Regions from separate parts of the Homo sapiens genome. Here region 2 is linked to region 1. A link is a loop called in an ENCODE intact Hi-C map of the cell type or tissue named here. Cell type or tissue: psoas muscle. All regions are shown on one strand. Each heading gives the region's core, and the rest is flanking DNA. Links, peaks and the distances in the headings are about the cores only. Region 1 holds the start of LOC124907722 (a long non-coding RNA gene). Region 2 overlaps TPO (thyroid peroxidase).

Region 1 (15,367 bases), core at 3,429-11,428:
CTCCAATGCTGCCTACAAGCCCTGAGGAGTGGGGACCAGAGGAGGCATCACGGGATCTCCCAGGGCCAGGCCAGGGAACACCTGGAGGTTCTGAGACTCAGGGGAAGCTTTGACACCAAAGATGCCGCCGAGAGTGGGGAGCCCAGAGGGTGTGCAGGGCCACGCAGCCGGTGCCTGCATGTGTGTGTCTGTGATCTCTTTGTGTGTATGATCTCTGTGTATGCATATGATCCGGTGCCTGGTGCAGCCTCCGCGTGCTCAGCTTCTGCTGTGGGTGCCCTGCCCTGGGGCCCAGCCCGGTTTGGGACGTGAGAGACTCGAGGGTGCTCTGTGCCCATCAGCTGCCTGGCACCTCCCTCGTTGGCTAGGAGTCAGCAAGGCCTGTTTTCCGCATTGCCTATTTCCCACTTTCCTGGGACAGCTGTGTCTGCAGTCGTCACCAAAGGCACGGATGGTGTCCAGCTCCTCAGCCCTGACCCCACAGGGACCTCCTCCCACTCCTGGGGCAGTGGTTGCCACCAGCTTGCTGTGTCCCAGCGCAGGGGCAGCACCCTCCTTCCCCTCTGCACGCCGTCCTGCAGGCATCTCTTCACTTCCCCAACTCTTAGAGCTGCAAGTCGTCACAAAAAGGAAGATTGAAAGGCAGGAGGCTGTGTGTCTGCATGTGCACCTGCGTGTGTATGATTGTGTGTGCATGTGTATGTGTGTGTGATCTGTGTGTGTATGATCTCACTGTACGCATATGATCTCTGCATGTGTGTGTGTCTGTGATTTCTATGTGTGTGAATGTGTATGCATGTGTGTGCATGTGTGATCTCTGTGTGTGTGCATCTGTGGTGTGTGTGTTTGCGTGTGTGTCTGATCTGTGTGTGTGCATCTGTGGTGTGTGTGTTTGCATGTGTGTGTCTGATCTGTGTGCGTGCATCTGTGGTGTGTGTGTTTGCGTGTGTGTGTCTGATCTGTGTGCGTGCATTTGTGGTGTGTTTGCATGTGTGTGATCTGTGTGTGTGCATCTGTGGTGTGTGTGTTTGCATGCGTGTGTCTGATCTGTGTGCGTGCATCTGTGGCGTGTGTCTGATCTGTGTGTGTGCATCTGTGGTGTGTGTGTTTGCGTGTGTGTCTGATCTGTGTGTGTGCATCTGTGGTGTGTGTGTTTGCGTGTGTATGTGTGATCTGTGTGCTCGCATCTGTGGTGTGTGTGTTTGCGTGTGTGTCTGATCTGTGTGTGCTTGCATGTGTGTGTCTGATCTGTGTGTGCGCATCTGTGCTGTTTGCATGTGGGTGTGATCTGTGTGTGTGCATCTGTGGTGTGTGTGTTTGCATGTGTGTCTGATCTGTGTGTGTGCATCTGTGGTGTGTGTGTGTCTGATCTGTGCGTGTGCATCAGTGGTGTGTGTGTGTCTGATCTGTGCGTGTGTATCTGGTGTGTGTGTTTGCGTATGTCTGATCTGTGTGTGTGCATCTGTGGTGTGTGTGTTTGCGTATGTCTGATCTGTGTGTGTGCATCAGTGGTGTGTGTGTTTGCGTGTGTGTGTCTGATCTGTGTGTGTGCATCTGTGGTGTGTGTGTTTCCATGAGTGTGTCTGATCTGTGCGTGTGCATCTGTGGTGTGTGTGTTTGCATGAGTGTGTCTGATCTGTGCGCGTGCATCTGTGGTGTGTGTGTTTGCATGTGTCTGATCTGTGTGCTTGCATCTGTGGTGTGTGTGCGTGTGTGTCTGATCTGTGTGCGTGCATCTGTGGTGTGTGTGCGTGTGTCTGATCTGTGTGCGTGCATCTGTGGTGTGTGTGTTTGCGTGTGTGTGCCTGATCTGTGTGTGTGCATCTGTGGTGTGTGTGTTTGTGTGTGTGTGTCTGATCTGTGTGAGTGCATCTGTGGTGTGTGTGTTTGCATGTGAGTGTGTGTGCATCTGTGGTGTGTGTGTGTGTGTCTGATCTGTGTGTGTGCATCTGTGGTGTGTGTGTTTGGGTGTGTGTGATCTGCGTGTGTGTGTGCATCTGTGGTGTGTGTGTTTGCATGTGTGTGTCTGATCTGTGTGTGTGCATCTGTGGTGTGTGTGTCTGATCTGTGTGCATGTATCTGTGGTGTGTGTGTTTGCGTGTGTGTCTGATCTGTGTGTGTGCATCTGCAGTGTGTGTGTTTGCGTGTGTGTCTGATCTGTGCATCTGTGGTGTGTGTGTTTGCATGAGTGTGTCTGATCTGCGTGCTGGTATCTGTGGTGTGTGTGTTTGCGTGTGTGTCTGATCTGTGTGTCTGCATCTGTGGTGTGTGTGTTTGCATGTGTGTGTCTGATCCGTGTGCTCGCATCTATGGTGTGTCTGCATGTCTGTGTCTGATCTGTGTGCATCTGTGGTGTGTGTGTTTGCGTGTGTATGTGTGATCTGTGTGCTCGCATCTGTGGTGTGTGTGTTTGCTTGTGTGTGTCTGATCTGTGTGCTCGCATCTGTGGTGTGTGTGTTTGCTTGTGTGTGTCTGATCTGTGTGTGTGCATTTGTGCTGTTTGCATGTGTGTGTGATCTGTGTGTGCATCTGTGGTGTGTGTGTTTGCGTGTGTCTGATCTGTGTGCATGCATCTGTGCTGTGTGTTTGTGTTTGTGCGTGTGTCTGATCTGTGTGTGTGCATCTGTGGTGTGTGCGTGTGTGTGATCTGTGTGCGTGCATCTGTGGTGTGTGCGTGTCTGTGTCATATCTGTGTGTGTGCATCTGTGGTGTGTGTGACTGTGTGTGATCTGTGTGCGTGCATCTGTGGTGTGTGTGTTTGCATGTGTGTGATCTGTGTGCGCGCATCTGTGGTGTGTCTGATCTGTGTGTCTGCTTCTCTGTTGTGTGTGTTTGCATGTGTGTGTCTCATCTGTGTGCTCTCCTCTGTGGTGTGTGTGTTTGCATGTGTGTGTCTGATTTGTGTGTGTTCATCTGTGGTGTGTGTTTGCGTGTGTCTGATCTGTGTGCGTGCATCTGTGTTGTGTGTGTTTGCGTGTGTGTGTCTGATCTGTGTGCGTGCGTCTGGTGTGTGTGTTTGCGTGTGTGTGTCTGATCTGTGTGCTCACGTCTGTGGTGTGTGTTTTTGCGTGTGTGCGTCTGATCTGTGTGCGTGCATCTGTGGTGTGTTTGCTTGTGTGTGTCTGATCTGTGTGCTCGCATCTATGTTGTGTGTGTTTGCGTGTGTGTGTCTTATCTGTGTGCTTGCATCTGTGGTGTGTGTGTTTGCATGTGTATGTGTGATCTGTGTCCTCGCATCTGTGGTGTGTGCGTGTGTGTGTCTGATCTGTGTGCTCGCATCTGTGGTGTGTTTGCGTGTGTCTGATCTGTGTGCGTGCATCTGTGGTGTGTGTGTTTGCGTGTGTGTGTCCGATCTGTGTGCTCGCATCTGTGGTGTGTGTGTTTGCATGTGTATGTGTGAACTGTGCGAATCTGTGGTGTGTTTGTATGTTTGTGTCTGATCTGTTTGCATGTATCTGTGCTTTCTGTGTGTGCATGTCCATGGCCCATGCATGTGCCTATGCGTGCACGTGTTTGTGCTCTGTGTCGTGTGCCTGTATTTACGTGAGTCGTTTGGTAGGAGGCTGCAGCTCAATGCTGCTGTGCGCTCCATCTCTGGGCCCTGCACAGAACCCCGGGGGGCTTCCTCCCTCACGGGCCCCCCCTCCGGGAACACTGCCAGCCTCCTGCCTGCTGTGTGCAGCCCTGTGGACACACGGACAAGAGCCACTGTCCCCACCCACAAGTCTGCCCTGGTCAGTGGGGCAAATGAAAATGTCCGTCCTGATCACAGAGTAGGCTCAGGTGCAGGGATGGGCTGCCCAGCGTGTCCAGGAGAAGAGGGCAGTAAGCTCTCAGCAAGGGATGCTCTGGAAGCTTCCTGGAGGGTGAAATGTCTGCTGAGCTGAGGTCTTGGAGAGAAGTGGACGCTAGCCTGCGGGGTGGGAGACCAGGGGGCAGCAGAGCCTGGTGCAGGGCCTGAGGCTGGGCCTGTGTGCTGCGCGTACCGGGTGCTGTGTCACAGGCCTGGGAGGATCCCACTGTGCTGAAGCGCTCACAGTTTAAAGGACCTTCTGGCGGCTTCGCGAAGAGCAGAATGAGAAGGGGCTGGGGTGGCCGTGGGAGGGAGGCGGGCCAGAAGGCCTCGTTTGAGGATGAGAATAAAAGACGAAGGCAGAGGTTGGAGAGATGCGGCTTCCAGCCCAGGAGCACTGGGGTGTGCAGGGGCGGGTCCCCAGGTGCTCGTGGAGCAAGGGGACCTCGTGTCTCAGGTCTCAGCTCAGCCCGGTTGTTGTTTCCGTGGCAGCCAGCCCTCAGGGCCTGTCTGCAGGAGCTGCCCCTCGGTTCAAGCACCAGCGGTAGAAGCCTCTTCCTTTTCTAGGCGTTCCTGAAGCACCAAGCTCAGCAAAATTCCCTCTCTCCTTGTTCATTATGAGTCGGTGTGCTGTGGTGGGAAAACAGTCTTTGGAGGTTTTTGTTTGAGGCCATTTACTATGATGTCGTTTGACACTTTATCTCTTTGGACCTCCTTTCTCTACAACTTGTATCTGTGGATTCCTACGGACCTGAAAGGCTCTAGATGCCGAGCTGATGGCCTTTGGCTGACGTTCAGGAAACTTCAGATGAAACGTTAAGTGCCCGAACCACAACTTAAGCAGATGTGTGAGTCAGAACCCTTATTGTCAGTGACAAAACCTCAGTTCAAAGGAACAGAGATGGGAGTGGGGCCCAGGCCTCGTCTCTGCTTCTCCCCGCCATTGGCTTGGGCCTCTCCGCCAGGCCCCTCTGCTCGGCTGGGAACAGGACTCCTGGCGGGTCCCAGCAGGCGACATCTGGCTCTTGGCAGCAAGTCCAGGATTCTCTGTGGCCAGATGCCTGCTCACAGCCCCAGGGAGGGGCAGCAACCTGGCGGCCTGAGTCAGTGCCTGCGGCTGGGCTGGTCACTTGTGGAGTCTGTAAGATGACAGCAGCTTTTATGCAAAGCACATGCTGGAGTGTCAGGGCTCTTCCTCACAGCAAGGGCTCTTCCCAGAGGACAGGGATGCTGTAGGCATCGTGAGAGGCCTGGACGGAGCAGATGTGCAGCGAATCCAGCTTCCTCTGTCACCTGCCTTGGTCACTCGGCAGCTGTGACAACCACAGCAGATGGGGCTTACAAGCTGCAGACACTCGTCTCTCTGCTCTGGGGGCTGAAGTCCAAGACCAAGGCCCAGTGGGTTTGGTGTCTCGTGAGGACTGCTTCTTATTTCACAGACCTCTCCTGGGGGAAGGGGTGAGGGTCTCTCTGGGGTCTCTTAGAAGGGCACAGATCCACCCATGGGCTCCACACCATGACCTCATCACCTCCCAAAGGCCCCCAGCTCCTGGAACCATCACCTGGGGAGTCAGACACTTTGAGGGATACTGACGTGAAGGCCAAGGCACCGCTTTGCATTTTAAGGTTTATTGTGTTTATAAACCACAGGCACATTTTTTTTGTTTTTACCACAATGGAGCATAGCTTCTTTACAGGAAAGGTGTAATAACAGTATGACGTTTGCCTACTGTTAGAATAACTAACTAGTCATTTAGGTTTGTTCACTTTTTAAATTATTTTGCCCTCCACCATTTTAATTTTTTGCTTTTTTTTTTTTTTTTTTGAGACGGAGTCTTGCTCTGTCGCCTAGGCTGGAGTGCAGTGGTGTGATCTTGGCTCACTGCAACCTCCATCTCCTTGGTTCAAGTGATTCTCCTGCCTCAGCCTCCTGAGTAGCTGGGACTACAGGTGCCTGCCACCACGCCCAGCTAATTTTTGTTTGTTTGTTTGTTTTGGTATTTTTAGTAGAGACGGGGTTTCACCATGCTGGTCAGGCTGGTCTCGAACTCCTGACCTCGTGATTTGCCTGCCTTGGCCTCCCAAAGTGCTGGCATTACAGGCATGAACCACCACGCCCAGCCATTTTTTTTTTTTTTGCTCTTTTACTGCATTTAATGTGATGTCTATTTCGTGAGCAATAGTGAGTGTTAGGAAACTCAAAAGCCTTTTCTCCAGTTTTGCCCAAAGTATTCCCCATGAGTGTGGAATTATTACTAAGTGCTACTTTTGATGGGAAATATTGGCGACCTGAGCTATCCATCACCTTGACTGACGTCTTTGGTCCTGCCAAGGTCTTCTGGAACCTTCCAGCGTGTGGTGGGGTAGGGGTGCTGTTTCTGTTAGGAGGCTGGTGTGTCTTGCCCTCGAGTTCTTGGAAGTGTTTCTTAACATCTGCCAATAGCTGGGGCAGTTTATCCTGAAATTATCCTGAACCAGCAGTGCTTGCTCTTTGGGCCAATTTTTTTTTTCTAGGCTCCTTTGCATCTTATCAGGGGGAGTTTTCCTCCCCCTGATAAGTTTCTGGTCTGTGTTGCTTTCCCACACTTGAGAATACTCATCTGTTGTGAGACAGATGGAATTTCTGCCCCCAGCTGGGACCACTGGGAACCAACCCGGAGGCCGCTTCCCACTCTCCCCTCCCAGCAGGGCAGCCTGCGGGCTTAGGGGCCGCGCTCGCACAAACGGGCCAGGCTGGCTTCTCTTCCACCACGCGCGGTCCTCTGTGCATCCTGTAGTCCCAGCGCCAAGGCACCCTGGTGGTGCAGCAGGAAAAACCACCACCCAGATGCGAGCCCAGGCGCCGTGTTGGGGGTGGCCAAGGCCACAGCGCCCTCATCTGGGATTTGGGATGAGGACGCGTGGGATAGCAGCAGGCAATGCTCTTGTTGGCGCAGCAAAGCCGGAGATGGCCGAGCCTCACTGCAGCCCAGACCCGGCCCCCGAGCCTCAGGCCCAGCCGCTACCTGACGTCTCCCTGTGAAAACCCGAGGAGTGGGTCACCACCACGCACCTGCGAGGAACCTCTGGATTCTCCTCCAGCCCCTCCACCTGCCCCGGCTGGTGCTTCCATTTCAGCCTGGGTGCGTGTGTGAAGTTAGAGGTCAGGATCCGTGTTCGTCAGGTTAGCGGACGTGTGCTGGCAGCTGCGGCAAATAAATGACCAGCATCACGCACCGCGGGCTTGCTCCCCCCTCGTTCCCTTCTGTTCAGGCTGGGCGCTCGCAGGGACAACGCTCCTCCACGTTTGCCAGGACCTGGGCTCCATCCCCGGCGTGGAGCTGAGTCCTGCCGGCTGGGCTTCCTCCTGCAAAGGCCAGAGAGGTGCACAGTGGGCAACCGGCCCAGCTGGCCTAACCTGGCCGGAAATGACACATGTGACCCATTCACAGTCCAGCACCCACAAGGCAGGCCCCGCCTGGCCGTGGAGTGTGGCTGGAACACAGGCCTGCCTGCAAGGTGCCTTTAGGCTTGTCCCCTTCATAACCACAGAATGTAACATACCAGTCAATTCCGCAGGATTTTCTCCAAGATGCCTCTTGAACATCTGCATTTCTCCCCGCATTCTCTGCCCGGCTGCCCGGTGTCCCCTCCTCCACTCTGCCATTTCTCTGACTTTCCTCTCTTTACAGAAGACATTCTGCAGTGGTCCTCAGCTGGAGGCATCGTGCCCCCAGGGGACACTGGACATGCCCGGATCTGTTATTTGTCATTGTAACTAAAGAGGGAGCGCCTGCTCCCAGTGCAGGGAGGGCAGAGATACAGCAGCACCTCCCGCATCCGTAGGCCTGGCAGGTATCCCGGCCAACACAACAGGCAGAATTCAGGGGGCAGCCCCTGGGCTAGCTCATTTTCTCTCAGCGCCCCCCAGTGACTTCTTACTGCTTAAAGAATAAAATCTGCAATCTTTTCTCGGATCTACAAGCCCCTGCCTTGTGGGCTTCTCCCACTCCAACTCTGTTGACTTCCCTGCCATGCATGAGGTGCCGTCTAGTCTACGCAGCTTTCTCAGGTGGCACGTGGCTGGATGGGATTCAGAACCTCTGGGTCTGCCAAGACCTCTGCCTGGAGAGCCTATCTGCGGCTGGGCCCTCACCATCTGCACAGCCCTGCTTGGCAGTCCTTCCTCCTGCAGACCTTCCGGTCCAAGCTGCCTTCCTCCTGCTTCTGTGCTTTGTGTCCTGGTCATTTCCTTTGCAGCATTTAGGCCAAGCAGAATCATCTGCCGGATTTATTTGTTTACTTGTGTTGCACTAGTGATTGAGTTCAGCTGCTGATTTCCCAAAGAACAGTGGATTATTACAATAGAAACCCCAGGAACAGTCACTTTTATAAAAATACATTTTTCACTCATAAATCTGGGGGTGGGAGTGTCAGGCTGGTTTGGCAGCCCCATGTTTCTGCTGCACTGGGCCCTGTGCTCATGTCCTCATGGAGGCTGCTGGAGCTCCTGCCATTGTTTATTCGTTTCAGGCAGCAGGAAGAGACAAGGTCCAAGAGCAAAGTGGTGCCTGTTGGTTGGGTTTGTCCCCCTTTTAAGACAGTCTATAGCAATCCCTCCACAAAGCTTCCACCTACCTCTCTCTTGCCAGAGTATGACATGGGCTATTCCTGTCTGCAACACGGACTGAGAAAGACAAGTTTTCAGATGTGCAAATTGCTGCCTGGGAAATAGCAAACACAGGTCTTATTAGTAAGAAAAAAGAAAATGGCCACAAATTGTTTTTGTCTGGATTTCTGTCTGAAATTTATGCTCTCAGAAGAGAGAGTTTGAATTGTTCCCCCCTAGATCTCTGGCACTTCACACAGTGTCTGGAACGTGGCAAATTCTCAGTTAACCTTTGTTAGAGTCAAAGTAGATTTCTCATCTGCCTCTGTGGGTTTTTCACTCAAGACTCCAATACAGCCTCAGAATTCTCTGCACACAGGCAGTCAGACTTGACACTAGGGATTGCGATTTTTTCACCATATTTGCTGTTGGTGGTTTTTTAAACAGCAAATCTGGGGGCAGTGAAGGGGCATCAGAAGCTTTGCCAGTGGCCGGAGCAGCGGGGACCTCTCAGCTGCTCTGTGCAGGGGCCTCGCAGGTGCAGGACAGAGGGTCTTTGAAGGCAGAGACCGCAGCACCTTTCACTCCCACCCCTGAGAGAGGCATCATTAGGTTGACTCTTCACCAAAGGGTCCCTGCTGGATAGACTTCAGTAGGTTTGTGTTTTCAGGTTGACATGGGTTTGGGCACCCTGGTTCAATTGTCTTTTATATAGTTTCGGGGCTGGTTCAACTTGAAGCTGCGGCCAGAAGGACAGCCCCTTATTGCCTGGGCCCCTCCCCTGGGAAGGCGCTTGGCACTTCCTGGCCTTCTCCGGACCCTGGGCTTTTGAGCTGTCTCCTCTGAGCCAGGCTGCTGTCTGTTCTCATGATGTCTGTGGTCTGTGCCCCTCCTGCAGGACTCTTCTGAGATTTGCAGTTTACATCAGCATAGACCCAGCAGTTACAGTCACACTGGGTGTCTAAATGGGACCCACTGGGCGCCTGCTCCTGGGCCCTGCATGGTCTGTCTGCTCCACCACGGACATGCCGCTGCCCGGGGCTGGAGGCCAATGCATCCGCACACACAGGTTGCAGGCAGAGGCTCCGTTCAGCCAAGGAAGGAGCGAGCAGCTCTGCCCAGGTCTGCGCAGGCCTGGGGCCCTGGTGGGGGATTCGTGGTATGACCCGGCTCTGCCACCTACCGTCAGACCCTGCTTCTTCCTCCACACCCCCAGCCTCCTTGTCATAAAGGGTCCAGCCTTGGCCTTGTGGCCCCTGATAGTAACATCTCATGTGATATGTGTATTAATCTACTGGAGCAGCCATGACAAAACACCACAGGCTTTGGATTGAACCACAGGAATTTACTTCCTCTCAGTTCTGAAGGCGGGAAGTCCAGGACTAGGGGCCGGCAGAGCGGGGTCCTCCTGGGCCTCTCTGTGGGCTGTGGGCTGCGGGCAGGGCAGGGCCCTCCCCTGTGTCCTCATGTGGACCCCTCTATGCCCTCTGTGCGCCCTCCTCTCATGGGCCGTCGCCAAGTACAGTCGAGCTCCGAGGGGACCGGAGGCCACAGTGCAGCCCATGGTGCTGAGCAAGGCTGGAGCTGGAGGTGTCGGGGACATGGGTGTGGGGACATGGGTGTCGGGGACATGGGTGTGGGGACATGGATGTGGGTAGGGGACACGGGTGTGGGGACACGGGTATGGGGGACATGGGTGTCGGGGACATGGGTGTGGGGACATAGGTGTGGGTAGGGGACACGGGTGTGGGGACACGGGTGTGGGGACACGGGTGTGGGGGACATGGGTGTGGGGGACAGGGCAACAGACTGAGTGTCTTCAAGGCCCTGCCCAGCTCTCACGTCCAGGAGCCAAGTGGAGCCCAGGGTGGCTTCCGGCCGGTGGAGACCTGAGTGGGGGGAATGGGTGGTGTTGTCCATGCCCTGGGGTGGCAGCCCCTCTTGGAGAGCTTTGGGGAGCACTGTTGACCCAGGGTTCCAGGCTGAGGATCCGGCGGGGGCCATGGAAGGCTTTGGAAGGACTGAGTCGTCCTTTTGAGAGGTGGGGCCCTGCCCTCACCCAGAGCTGCATTCGCTTGTTCATTGTGTGAAAATGAAAGTTCCTGTGAGGGAAATCCATGAGCACAGGGCATAGACTGGCAGGGACAGAGGGACAGAGGGACGGGGGACAGAGAGACAGAGGGACAGAGGGATGGGGGAGAGAGGGACAGAGGGACAGAGTGGAGATGGACAGAGGGACAGGGCGGGGACAGAGGGACAGGGCAGGGATAGACGGACAGAGTGGGAACAGAGGGACAGGGCAGGGACACGGACAGAGGGACAGGGTGGGGACAGAGGGACAGGGATGGGACAGAGGGACAGGGTGGGGACAGAGGGACAGGGCGGGGACAGGGACAGAGGGACTGGGGGACAGAGGGACTGGGTGGGGACAGAGGGACAGGATGGGGACAGGGACAGGGTGAGGACAGAGGGACAGAGCAGGGACAGAGGGACAGAGCGGGGAGAGAGGGACAGGGACAGAGGGACAGGGCAGGAGGAGATAGGGACAGTGTTCGGACAGAGGGACAGGGTAGGGACAGAGGGACAGGGCGGGGACAGAGGGACAGAGGGACTGGGGGACAGAGGGACTGGGTGGGGACAGAGGGACAGGATGGGGACAGGGACAGGGTGCGGACAGAGGGACAGCAGGGAGAGAGGGACAGGGACAGAGGGACAGGGCAGGAGGAGAGAGGGACAGTGTTCGGACAGAGGGACAGGGTAGGGACAGAGGGACAGGGCGGGGACAGAGGGACAGAGGGACTGGGTGGGGACAGAGTGGAGACAGAGGGACAGGGAAGAGAGAGAGGGATAGGGCAGGAGGACAGAGGGACAGGGTGGGGACAGGGACAGGGCGGGAGGACAGAGGGACAGGCTCTCCATGGCCACTGACAAGGGCTTCTGCAGGCAGTGCTGCCTCCACATCTGTGTGGGAGCCCAGCCCATTAGGATAAAAGCTGCACCTTCAGGGTGTAGCTCCAGGATTCCCTGGGGACGGGGTGTCCCTGTTCCGGTGTGTCTCCCCACCCGGTCTCCCCACCTGGTCTCCCCACCTGGTCTCCCCACCTGGTCTCCCCCGGTCTCCACTGTGCAGGTTCCAGGGAGGGCCCTGTGGGTGGGGCCAGGGGTGGGGATGCTGGCCTGGATAGGAATCTGGGTGGGGAGGGCAGCCTGCTGGGCAGAGATGACCACAGGGAGGGCCGGCCTCGCCCTCTGCCAAGTTCCACCTCCACATTCCTTCTCCTTGTTTTCTACTCCCAGTCCTGAGGTCTCAGCTTTCCAGGGAGAAGTGGCAGCCAGGAGAGGCCAGGAGCCGGGGCCGCAGCGAGGGCACAGCCAGATGGACTGAAGCGCCCAGGGAGTAAGGGGGTGGGGGAGGAGCTGGGTGTCATCCCGGGCACCTTGATAGCTTGGGGGGCCTGGTCTTCCTCTTCCGGAACTTGTCCGTGAAGCTAATGAGCTGAGGAATCTCCTTGATTGCAGACCAGGAGGCAGAAAGGTTCTCTAATAAACACCTGCGCTGTGCCCGGCCTCCACATTTGCAGGGGGTGGGGCTCTTCACCTCCCCGGGACAGCCAGGCTCGTCCTAGGGACAGGTGAGGCTGAGTCAGTGCATTATGCAGGGGACCTGGGGCCAGAAAGGGATGGCCTTCACCCAAATCTCTGTGCAGCTGCTGAGGTCCAAGATGATTACTTCCCGAGAAGTGCTCTTAACTCACCTAAGGGGTCACCAAGGCAGGAGGACTCAGGCACGGGTGAGAATCAGCCTGTGTGGATCAGCCCTGTGTTGAACCTTTGCATGTAGCTCGGCGGACTCTGCACTGACGCATGGAGAGTTGGCAGCTCCCTCTTCATCTGAAGGGCTGGGGAGACACAGTTGCACACCTCCCCGTGGTTACCTGCACCTCCAGGTGTCCAGGGATCTTCCCCCAGACCCCAAGCCCAAGGGGCAGAGCTTTGCCATGGAGCACACAGTGGAACCCGGGGAGATGAGATGTGACAAGCTGTCCAGTTGGGAGGATGAGGTGTGACAAGCTGTCTTCTGGTTGAGCAGCCGTGGGATATGCATCCTCCTGGGAGGACGGGCTTGAATGCCCCTGTGATGTGGAGCTCACTGCTCTGGAGGATTTCTGTTCCTTCCATGGTGGCAGTAACTATTTGAACATTTAAAAAAATATTGTTTCAAAAATATCTTTCCATTACTTCCATTCCTTGGATGACCTGCGCTTTCCCCATAGGACACACGGACACGTTTAAATCTGGAACACGGCTCTGGCTCATGGGCTTCCAGGGACCATCTTAGAGGTGTCGGTGCCCATTTCTCTGAGAAGAGCTCCCGTAGACATAACTGGGCTCTGGGTGACTCCTTGATCACAGGCTCGGGCCTGCGTAGAGGAGCAGCCTGAAGACAGGCACCCAACCCCTCAACCCGCAGCCGCCCACCCCCTCAGCCTGCCGATGGCCGCCCACGCCCCTCAAGAGTGGCCGTCCTCTCCTGTCTGCCACTGCTCTGGGCTGAAGCTCTCAGGCAGCCCCCACGGTCTCTCCTTGGGGCTCGGTTGGGCTCGGCTCCATCGGCCTGGGACTCCCGGCTCCTTCCTCAACTCCGGTCTAGTAGGAGATGACCATGGTCAAGGAGACACGTGCTCCCCAGGGTGGAGGGCTGGAGTCCCAAAGCAGGAATGCTATGTTTTGTTGTTTACTCTGAAGAACCCCGGAGATTCATTAGGAAACAGGGCATGTGCTCCCGGGACATTTGGAAAATCAAATTTGAAAATATATATATATATTCACTGGGCTGTGAGATTAAAACTTGGCGGCAAAAAATATAACCTAGGTTTAGCCTGGCAAAAAAAGAGTCAATCTGAGGCCAAAAATCACTCCTGGGGCATCCCTAGGCATTCTGCACCAAAGCCTGGACCAGAGGGTGAGGAGGCCAAGAGGAGGCTATGCCCAGGGTCCCGGGGTGGGAAGAGGTGCCCCCAAGGCGCTGAGTCAGATGGGGTCTGAGGTGCTGCTGATTCAGAGGTGAATGAGACAGGCACACTTGCAGCCGGCAGAGGTCAGCACCCGAGCAACCAAATAAATAAGTACAAATTATGGTAGACAGCGGCTCAGGTTTTTAAAGTTGACCTGCTTTTGAAGCCTTTCTGGCGCCTATGCTGAGCTCTGATGGATGGAAAAGGGGGTAGTTCTCTAGCACAGGCCCCGTGAAGGCTCGGAAGCTGGGAATACAGAAGCCTCTATTCCGGCCAGGGAGGTGTTTACAGACCAGGCTGGTTTTAGGAAAATGCTCCCATTCCTTAAGAAAATTTGGAGCAGATGATCTCAGGGAACTGTTGCTGGGCCCGGGAACGGGTTGTGTAGTGTTTTTTAACGGCCAGTACAGAAGACAGCAACAGGCAGGAGGAAGGCAGGACAGAGAGAGACGGAGCGAGGGGCCTATCTCCATTTGCGCAGCCGGGCATGCTCGGAAGGCACAGTCTGGGGTGGGCAGGGCTCAGCTGGGTGGCTCTGCGACTGCTCCTCTTGGTGCTGTTGGGGGAGGGAATAACCTCTAGAGTGAGACCACCCCTCAGGCAAGGAGACAGGAATTGTCCTGAAAGTGGGGGGAGATTTTCCACAGGAAATATTGGGAGAGGAGGCAAGGCACTCAGGCTTGGACCCCGGGGGTCCTGGGAGACCCCTGCATGGGGCTCAGGGTGGGCCTCACGCTTGTCCTGGGAGGAGTGACCAGGCTCGGGTTCTCTGCTCTCACCCACTAATTCTACACCTTCAGGAGGGTCTATGACATCCACGTTTGACCTCTGCTCATGGTCCTGGGGGATCCGGCGGGCAAGTGGTGAAGGAACCTGGCCAGCGGGTAGTGCTGGCTGAGACCCGGGGGCTGGGACTCCCGTGAGAGCTCAGCAGGGCAGCGCCCGCGGTGGGTCAGAGTGCGCTGTCGGGGACAGAGAGGGAGCGGGGGTCCCGGAGAATCCAGCCCGACTTGGAAGAAGGAAGCCTCACTCCCTCCCCAGGGGACCCAGTGTCTCCCAGACCTTCTGTGCACTCAGCCCGGGGCCTGGTCAGGACCAGGACACCAACCCAGCAGGCCTGGGTGAGTTCTCAGGGAGCAGCTGGTATGGAGCCCGCAGGGCAGGAAGGAGGGAAGCAGGGGACGCCCAGGGTGGAGCCAGGGCGCAGGAGTGGGACTTGGCACGTCGTTATCCTTGAGACCCTGACTGCTGTGCCATGAATGATGGGGTCCTTCCTAGCTGCCCCTGGAGCGCAACCCTGTGCAGCAGAGGGGAGCCTGTGAGCGCAGCGAGTCACGCCCCTCTAATCTGGGACCAACACACTTTCTTTTGAAGTTTTAAATGTTTTCTGAAGTTGGCTCACACATTTTCTGCCCATTGTGGATTCTGTTTGTTCATAGATTCATACAGATGGGATACCTCTAATCTTTTTTGGAAGAAAGGTGAGATATAAATAAAAATGTATTAAGGCTGTGTATCCATGATCGAAAGCATACTTCAAAGTGCAACATGCTACTCAAATCCATGAGAGATTATTGTGTAATTATTGTTGAATTGAGCCTGCTCTATTTGTAATGAATTGACTGAAAGTTTGTCTGTATAAATGGTGTAAGATAATAGGCTCTTCAAGCTGTCAGATAAGAAAGGCTTATTGAAATACCTCCGTGAGCCTCGCTTGTAAGCCACATTCTTTACTTGGATAAATGGCATGACTTTGGCTTATTTTATGAACAGGAGATTCATACCTGTTTACTCTGCCATATTGCGACTGTTTTTCTTTCCTTCTCTGCCTTCTCTGCGATTCTTTAGACCATTGTCTGTCATTACAGTCCCAGGCTTAGCACAGGGACTGGGGTGGAGGAGGGGCTGGAAGATGATTATTGAATGTTTGGTGAAAAACAAAGTGGGGAAATAAGCACATGAGTGAGTTGG
Region 2 (8,000 bases), core at 1-8,000, 63 kb after region 1:
AGATTTGAGGAGGTTGCTCGCAGTGGGGGGATTTGAGGAGGTTGCACACAGTGGGGGTGATTTGAGGAGGTTGCACACAGTAGGGTGATTTGAGGAGGTTGCACACAGTGTGAGGGATTTGGGGAGGTTGCAGAGAGTGGGGGTGATTTGGGGAGGTTGCAGAGAGTGGGGGTGATTTGGGGAGGTTGCAGAGAGTGGGGGTGATTTGGGGAGGTTACAGAGAGTGGGGGTGATTTGGGGAGGTTGCAGAGAGTGGGGGGGATTTGGCGAGGTTGCAAAGAGTGGGCGGGATTTGGGGAGATTGCACACAGTGTCGTGATTGGGCGAGGTTGCACACATTGAGGGGTGTTTTGGGGAGGTTGCACAGAGTGGGGGGGATATGGGGCGGTTGCACAGAGTGTGGGGGTTTGGGGAGTTTGCACAGAGTGGGAGGGATTTGAGGAGGTTGCACACAGTGGGGGCAATTTTGGGAGGTTGCACAGAGTCGGGAGGATTTGGGGAGGCTGCACACAGTGGGAGGGATTTGGGGAGGTTGCTCACAGTGGGAGGGATTTGGGGAGGTTGAACACAGTGGGGGCAATTTTGGGAGGTTGCACAGAGTCGGGAGGATTTGGGGAGGCTGCACACAGTGGGAGGGATTTGGGGAGGTTGAACACAGTTGGGGGATTTAGGGAAGTTGCTGACATTAGGGGGGATTTGAGAAGGGTCCACACAGTGGGGGGAATATGAGGCGGTTGCACACAGTGGGGGCGATTTGGGGTGGTTGCAGACAGTGTGGGGATTTGGGGAGGTTGCTCACAGTGGGGGGGATTTGGGGAGGTTGCACACAGTGGGGGGTTTTGGGGAGGTTGCACACAGTGGGGGGATTTGGGGAGGTTGCACACAGTGGGGGGATTTGAGGAGGTTGCACATAGTGGGGGTATTTGGGGGGGTTGCACACAGTGGGAAAGATAGGGTGAGGTTGCACAGAGTGGAGGGATTTGAGGAGGTTGCACATACTGGGGGGATTTGAGGAGGTCGCACATAGTGGGGGGATTTGGGGAGGTCGCACAGAGTGGGGGGGATTTGGGGAGGTTGCACACAGTGGGGGGATTTGCGGAGGTTGCACACAGTGGGGGTATTTGGGGAGGTTGCACGCAGTGAAGGGATTTCAGGAGGTTGCACACAGTCGGGGGATTTGAGGACGTTGCCCCCCATGGGGGGATTTGAGGAGGTTGCACACAGTGGGGGGGATTTGAGGAGGTTGCACACAGTGGGGGGGATTTGAGGAGGTTGCACACAGTAGGGGGATTTGAGAAGGTTGCACACAGTGTGGGGGATTTGGGGAGGTTGCAGAGAGTCGGGGAGTTGGGGAGGTTGCACAGAGTGTGGGGGATTTGGGGAGGTTGCACACATCGTGGGATTTTGTGACGTTGCCCACAATGGGGGGGATTTGGGGGGGTTGCACAGAGTGGGGGAGATTTGGGGAGGTTGCACAGAGTGAGGGGGATTTGAGGATGTTGCACACAGTTGATGGGATTTCGGGAGGTTGCACACAGTGGTGGGGATTTGGAGAGGTTGAATACAGTTTAGGGGATTTAGGGAAGTTGCACACACTGGGGATATTTGGGGACGTTGCACACACTTGGGGGGATTTGAGGAGGTTTCTCACAGTGTGGGGATTTTAGGAGGTTGCTCACACTGGCGGGGGATTTGAGGAGGTTGCACACAGTGGGGGGATTTTTGGGGGGTGCACACAGTGGGGGACTAGAGGAGGTTGCACACAGTGGGAGGGATTTGGGGAGGTTGGACACAGTGGGGGGATTTGAGGAGGTTGCACATAGTGGGGGAGATTTTGCGAGGTTGCGCATAGGGAGATTTTGGGAGGTTGCAAACAGTGGGGGGATTTGAGGAGGTTGCACAGAGTGTGGGAGACTTGGGGAGGTTGCAGAGAGTGGGGGTGATTTGGGGAGGTTGCACACAGTGTCGTGATTGGGCGAGGTTGCACACAGTGAGGGGTGTTTTCGGGAGGTTGCACAGAGTTGGGGGGATATGGGGAGGCTGCAAGGGGGGGGTTTGGGGAGTTTGCACAGAGTGGGAGGGATTTGAGGAGGTTGCACACAGTGGGGGCAATTTTGGGAGGTTGCACAGCGTCGGGGGGATTTGGGGAGGCTGCACACAATGGGAGGGATTTGGGGAGGTTGCTCACAGTGGGGGGATTAGAGGAGGTTGCACACAGTGGGGGGATTTGAGGAGATTGCTCACAGTGGGGGGATTTGAGGAGGTTGCACGCAGTGGGGGGATTTGAGGAGGTTGCACACAGTGGGGGTGATAGGAGGTTGCACACAGTACGGGGATTTGAGGAGGTTGCTCACATTGGGGGGATTTGAGAAGGTTGCTCTGAGTGGTGGGGGATTTGAGGAGGTTGCACACGGTGGGGCATTTGGGGAGATTGCTCACAGTGGGGGGATTTGGGGAGGTTGCAACAAGTGGGATTTGGGGAGGTTGCTCACAGTGGGGGGATATGGGGAGATTGCACACAGTGGGGGGATTTGGGAAGGTTGCTCACAGTGGGGGCATTTGGGGATGTTGCAGACAGTGGGGGGATTTGGGGACGTTGCACATAGTGGGGGGATTTGGGGAGGTTGCACACAGTGGGGGAATTTGGGGACGTTGCACACAGTGGGGGGATTTGGGGAGGTTGCACACAGTGGGGGGATTTGAGGAGGTTGCACAGAGTGGGGGGATTTAGCACGGTTGCACACAGTGGGGGGGATTTGAGGAGGTTGCACAGAGTGGGGGGGATTTGGAGAGGCTGCACACAGTGGGGGGATTCAGGGAGGTTGCACACAGTGGGGGGATTCGGGGAGGTTGCACACAGTGGGGGGATTTGGAGAGGTTAAACACAGTTGGGGGGATTTAGGGAAGTTGCACACACTGGGGAGATTTGGGGAGGTTGCACAGAGTTGGGATTTGAGGAGGTTACTCACAGTGGGGGGATTTTAGGAGGTTACTCACAGTGGGGGGATTTTAGGAGGATGCGCACACTGGGAGGATTTGTGGGGGTTGCACACAGTGGGGGACGTGAGGAGGTTGCACACAGTGGAGAGGATTTGGGGAGGTTGCACACAGTGGGGGATTTGAGGAGGTTGCACACAGTAGGAGGATTTGGGGAGGTTGCTCACAGTGGGGGGATTGGAGGAGGTTGCACACAGTGGGGGGATTTGAGGAGGCTGCACACAGTGTGGGGGATTTGGGGAGGTTGCACAGAGTGGGTGGGATTTGGGGAGGTTGCACAAGGTAGGGGGGATTTGGGGAGGTTGCACACAGTGGTGGATGTGGTGAGGTTGCACACAGTGGGGGGGATTTGGGGAGGTTTCACAGACTGGGGTAGATTTGGGGCGGTTGCACAGAGTGGGGCGATTTGGGGAGTTTGCAAAGAGTGGGAGGGATTTGAGGAGGTTGTACACAGTTGGAATTTGGGGAAATTGCACAGAAGGGGGGATTTGAGGAGGTTGCACACAGTTGAGAGATTTGAGGAGGTTGCACACAGTGGGGGGATTTGAGCAGGTTGCACACCGGGTGATTTGAGGAGGTTGCACACAGTGGCGGGATTTGGGGTGGTTGCTCACAATGGGGGGACTTGGGGGGTTGCAGACTTGGGAGGATTTGTGGAGGTTGCACACAGTGGGGGAATTTGTGTTTTTGCTCACTGTGGGGGAGATTTGGGGGGTTGCCTACATTGGGGGGATTTGGGGAGGTTTCACACAGTGGGGGGATTGGAGGAGGTTGCACACAGTGGGGGGATGTGGGGGTTTGCTCACAGTGGGTGAGATTTGGTTGGGTTGCACACAGTGCGGGGATTTGAGGAATGTTGCACACAGTGGGGGATTTGTGCTTTTGCTCACAGTGGGGGAGATCTGGGGGGGTTGCACACAGTGGGGAGATTTGAGGAGGTTGCACATAGTGGGAGGATTTGAGGAGGTTCCTCACATTGGGGGGATTTGAGGAGGTTGCACGCAGTGGGGTATTTGAGGAGGTTGCACGCAGTGGGGGGATTTGAGGAGGTTGCTCACATTGGGGGGATTTGAGGAGGTTGCACGCAGTGGGGGGATTTGAGGAGGTTGAACACAGTGGGGGGGATTTGAGGAGGTTGCACACAGTATGGGGATTTGAGGAGGTTGCATACAGTGTGTGGGATTTTGGGAGGTTGCACAGAGTGGGGGGGATTTGGGGAGGTTGCCCAGAGTGGGAGAAATTTGGTGAGGTTGCACACAGTGGCGGGATTTTGTGTGGTTGCCCACAATTGGGTGGGATTTGGGGAGGTTGCACAGATTGGGGGGGGATTTGGGGAGTCTGCAGAGAGTAGGGGTGACTTGGAGAGGTTGCACAGAGTGGTGGGGATGTGAGGAGGTTGCACACAGTTGGTATTTGGGGAAGCTGAACACAGTTGGAGGGATTTAGGGAAGTTGCACACACTGGGAGGATTTGGGGAGGTCGCACACAGATGGGGGGATTTGAGGAGGTTGCACACAGTGGGGTATTTGAGGAGGTTGCTCACAGTGGCGGAGGATTTGAGGAGGTTGCACACAGTGGGGGGGATTTGGGGTGGTTGCACACAGTGCGGGGATTTGGGGAGGTTGCTCACGGGGGGTATTTTGGGAGGTTACACAGTGAGGGGATTTGGGGAGGTTACACAGTGAGGGGATTTGGGGAGGTTGCTCACAGTGGGGGTTTTGGGGAGGTTGCACACAGTGGGGGGATTTGAGTAGGTTGCATATAGTTGGGGGATTTGGGGCGGTTGCACACAGTGGGAGGGATAGGGGAGGTTGCACAGAGTGGGGGGATTTGAGGAGGTTGCACACAGTGGGGGTATTTGCGGAGGTTGCAGAAAGTGGGGGGATTTGGGGAGGTGGCACACAGTGAGGGGATTTGAGGAGGTTGCTCACAGTGGGGGGATTTGAGGAGGTTGCACACAGTGGGGGGGATTTGAGGAGGTTGCACACAGTGTGGGGATTTGAGTAGGTTGCACAGAGTGTGGGGGATTTGTGGAGGTTGCACAGAGTGGAGGGGATTTGGGGAGGTTGCACACACCGGGGGATTTTGTGACATTGCCCACAAAGCAGGGGATTTGGGGAGGTTGCACAGAGTGGGGAGGATTTGGGGAGGTTGCATAGATTGGGGGGGATTTGGGGAGGTTGCATAGATTGGGGGGGATTTGGGGAGGTTGCACAGAGTGGTGGGGATTTGAGGATGTTGCACACATTAGGTGGGATTTGGGGAGGTTGCATACAGTGGGGGGGGGATTTGGGGAGGATGAACACAGTTTGGGGGATTTAGGGAAGTTGCACACACTGGGGAGATTTGGGGAGGTTGCACAGAGTTGGGGGGATTTGTGGAGGTTGCTCACAGTGGCGTGGGATTTGAGAAGGTTGCACACAGTGAGAGGATTTGAGGAGGTTGCGAACACTGGGAGGATTTGCGGGGGTTGCACACAGTGGCGGACTTGAGGTTGCACACAGTGGAGGGGATTTGGGGAGGTTGCACACAGTTGGGGGATTTGAGGTTTCACACAGCATGTTGATTTGGGGGGGTTGCTCACATTGGGGGGCATTTGGGGGGTTGCACACAGTGGGGGGAATTGAGGTTGCACACACTGGGGGGATTTGTGGTTTTGCTCACAGTGGGGGAGATGTGGGGTGTTTGCACACTGTGGGGGGACTGGGGTGGTTGCTCACAGTGGGGGGGACTTGGGGGTGTTGCACACATCGGGGGGATTTGAGGAGGTTGCACACAGTGGGGGGATTTGAGGAGGTTGCACACAGTGGGGGGATTTGGAGGTTTGCACATGGAGGGATGGGGGAGGTTGCACAGAGTCGGGGGGATTTGGGGAGGTTGCGCACAGTGGGAGGATTTGGGGAGGTTGCGCACAGTGGGGGGATTTGGGGAGGTTGCACACAGTGGGCGGATTTGGGGAGGTTGCACACAGTGGGGGATTTGGGGAGGTTGCTCACAGTGGGGAGATTTGGGAAGGTTGTAAACAGTCGGGGGATATGAGGAGGTTGCGCACAGTGGGGGGATTTGAGGAGGTTGCACACAGTATTGGGATTTGAGGAGTTTGCACACATTGTGGGGGATTTTGGGAGGTTGCACAGAGTGGGGGGCATTTGGGTAGGTTGCACACGGGGAAATTTGGTGAGGTTGCACACAGTGGCGGGATTTAGTGTGGTTGCCCACAGTGGGGTGAGATTTGGGGAGTTTGCAGAGTGGGGGTGATTTGGGGAGTTTGCACAGAGTCGGGGGGATTTGGGGGAGGTTGCACATAGTGGGTGGGATTTTGGGGCTTGCACACATTGGGGGGATTTGAGGAGGTTGCACACAGTGGGGGGATTTGTGGTTTTGGTCATAGGGAGATTTGGGGGGTTTGCACACAGTGGGGGGATTTTGGGAGGTTACACACAGTGGGGGGATTTGAGGAGGTTGTACCCAGTGGGGGTTTTGGGGGTTTGCTCACAGTGGGGGAAATTTGGGGGTGTTGCAAACAGTGGGGGGTTTTGGGGAGGTTGCACACAGTGGGGGGATTTGAGGAAGTTGCACACATTGGGGGGATTTGTGGTTTTGCTCACAGTGGGGGAGATTTGGTGGAGTTGCACATAGTGAGGGGATTTGAGGAGGCACACAGTGGGGGGGATTTGAGGAGGTTCCACAGAGTAGGGGATTTGAGGAGGTTGCACCCAGTGTGAGGGATTTGGGGAGGTTGCACACAGTGAGGGGATTTGAGCAGGTTGCACAGTGGGGGGACTTGGGCGGATTGCACACAGTGGGGGACTTGAGGAGGTTGCACACAGTGAGGGTGATTTGGGGAGGTTGCACACAGTTTGGGGATTTGAGCAGGTTGCACACAGTAGGGGGATTTGGGGGGGTTGCACACAGTGGGAGGGATAGGGGGAGGTTGCACAGAGTTGGGGGATTTGGCGAGGTTGCTCAGAGTTGGGTGGATTTGGGGAGGTTGCACACACTGGGGGGATTTGGGGAGGTTGCACAGAGTCGGGATTTGAGGAGGTTGCACACAGCGGGGGAGATTTGAGGAGGTTGTACAGTGCGGGCAATTTGAGGAGGTTACATCACAGTGGGGGGATTTGGGGAGGTTGCTCAGAATGTGGGGATTTGGGGAAGTGGCACACAGTTGGGGGATTTGAGGAGGCTGCTCATAGTGGGGCGATTTGGGGAGGTTGCTCACAGTGAGTAGAGTTGTAAAGGTTGCACACACTGGGGGGAATGTGGGGAGTTTGCACACAGTGGGGGGATTTGGGGAGGTTGCCCACAGTGGGGGGATTTGAGGAGGTTGCAGGCAGTAGGGGGATTTGAGGAGGTTGCACACAGTGAGCGGATTTGAGGAGGTTACACACAGTAGGGGGATTGGGGGGGTTGCACACAGTGGGGGACCTGAGGTTGCACACAGTGGGTGGGATTTGGGGAGGCTGCACACAGTGGGAGGATTTGAGGAGGTTGCACACAGTGGGTGGGATTTGGGGGGTTGCACACAGTGGGGGGATTTGGGGGGGTTGCACACAATGGGAGGGAAAGTTGGAGGTTGCACAGAGTGGGGGGGATTTGGGGAGGTTGAACAGAGTGGAGGGATTTGGGGAGGTTGCTTACAGTAGGGGGATTTGGGGTGGTTGCACACAGTGTGGGGATTTGAGGAGGTTGCTCACTGTGAGGAGATTTGAGGAGGTTGCACACAGTGGGGGGATTTGAGGAGGTTGCACACAGTGGGGTGGATTTGAGGAGGTTGCACACAGGATGGGGATTTGAGGAGGTTGCACACAGTTTGGGGGATTTTGGGAGGTTGCACAGAGTTGGGGGTATTTGGGGAGGTTGCACGGAGTGGGGGGAATTTGGTGAGGTTGCACACAGTGGCAGGATTTGGTGTTGTTGCCCACAATGGGGGGGATTTGGGAAGGTTGCACAGAGTGGGGGGGATTTGGTGAGTTTGCAGAGAGTAGGGGGGATTTGGGGAA

The links. Peaks named below come from ENCODE experiments on the same cell type or tissue, not always from the same donor. Only the 100,000 strongest peaks of a DNase experiment are listed, where the experiment ranks them.
Region 2: it touches region 1 in a loop (6-fold over the local background); 2 of 110 quality-filtered maps call a loop at or near these places.

What each region holds. Positions count from the first base shown.
Region 1 is chr2:1,583,372-1,598,738 of GRCh38, reverse strand. All of the region lies in intron 4 of LALTOP (lung cancer associated lncRNA targeting TOP2A), which reads left to right. LOC124907722 (a long non-coding RNA gene) reads right to left here and starts at 7,853. Exons shown (of 2, transcript XR_007086187.1): 1 at 7,337-7,853; 2 at 5,407-7,139. RefSeq lists enhancers at 2,873-3,514, 3,515-4,157, 5,987-6,504, 6,505-7,024, 7,025-7,544 and 2 more. In psoas muscle, for the core only: a CTCF peak has its summit at 6,626 (motif pointing left); DNase peaks (open chromatin) are centred at 4,808, 6,638, 7,628, 7,898 and 1 weaker place; H3K27me3 peaks cover 2,577 bases.
Region 2 is chr2:1,523,973-1,531,972 of GRCh38, reverse strand. The region is part of intron 15 of TPO (thyroid peroxidase); the gene reads right to left. All of the region lies in intron 6 of LALTOP (lung cancer associated lncRNA targeting TOP2A), which reads left to right. Among named protein-coding and RNA genes, the nearest start is that of LALTOP, 97 kb to the left of the region's middle. In psoas muscle, for the core only: no CTCF peak of the experiment used is centred there; no DNase peak of the experiment used is centred there.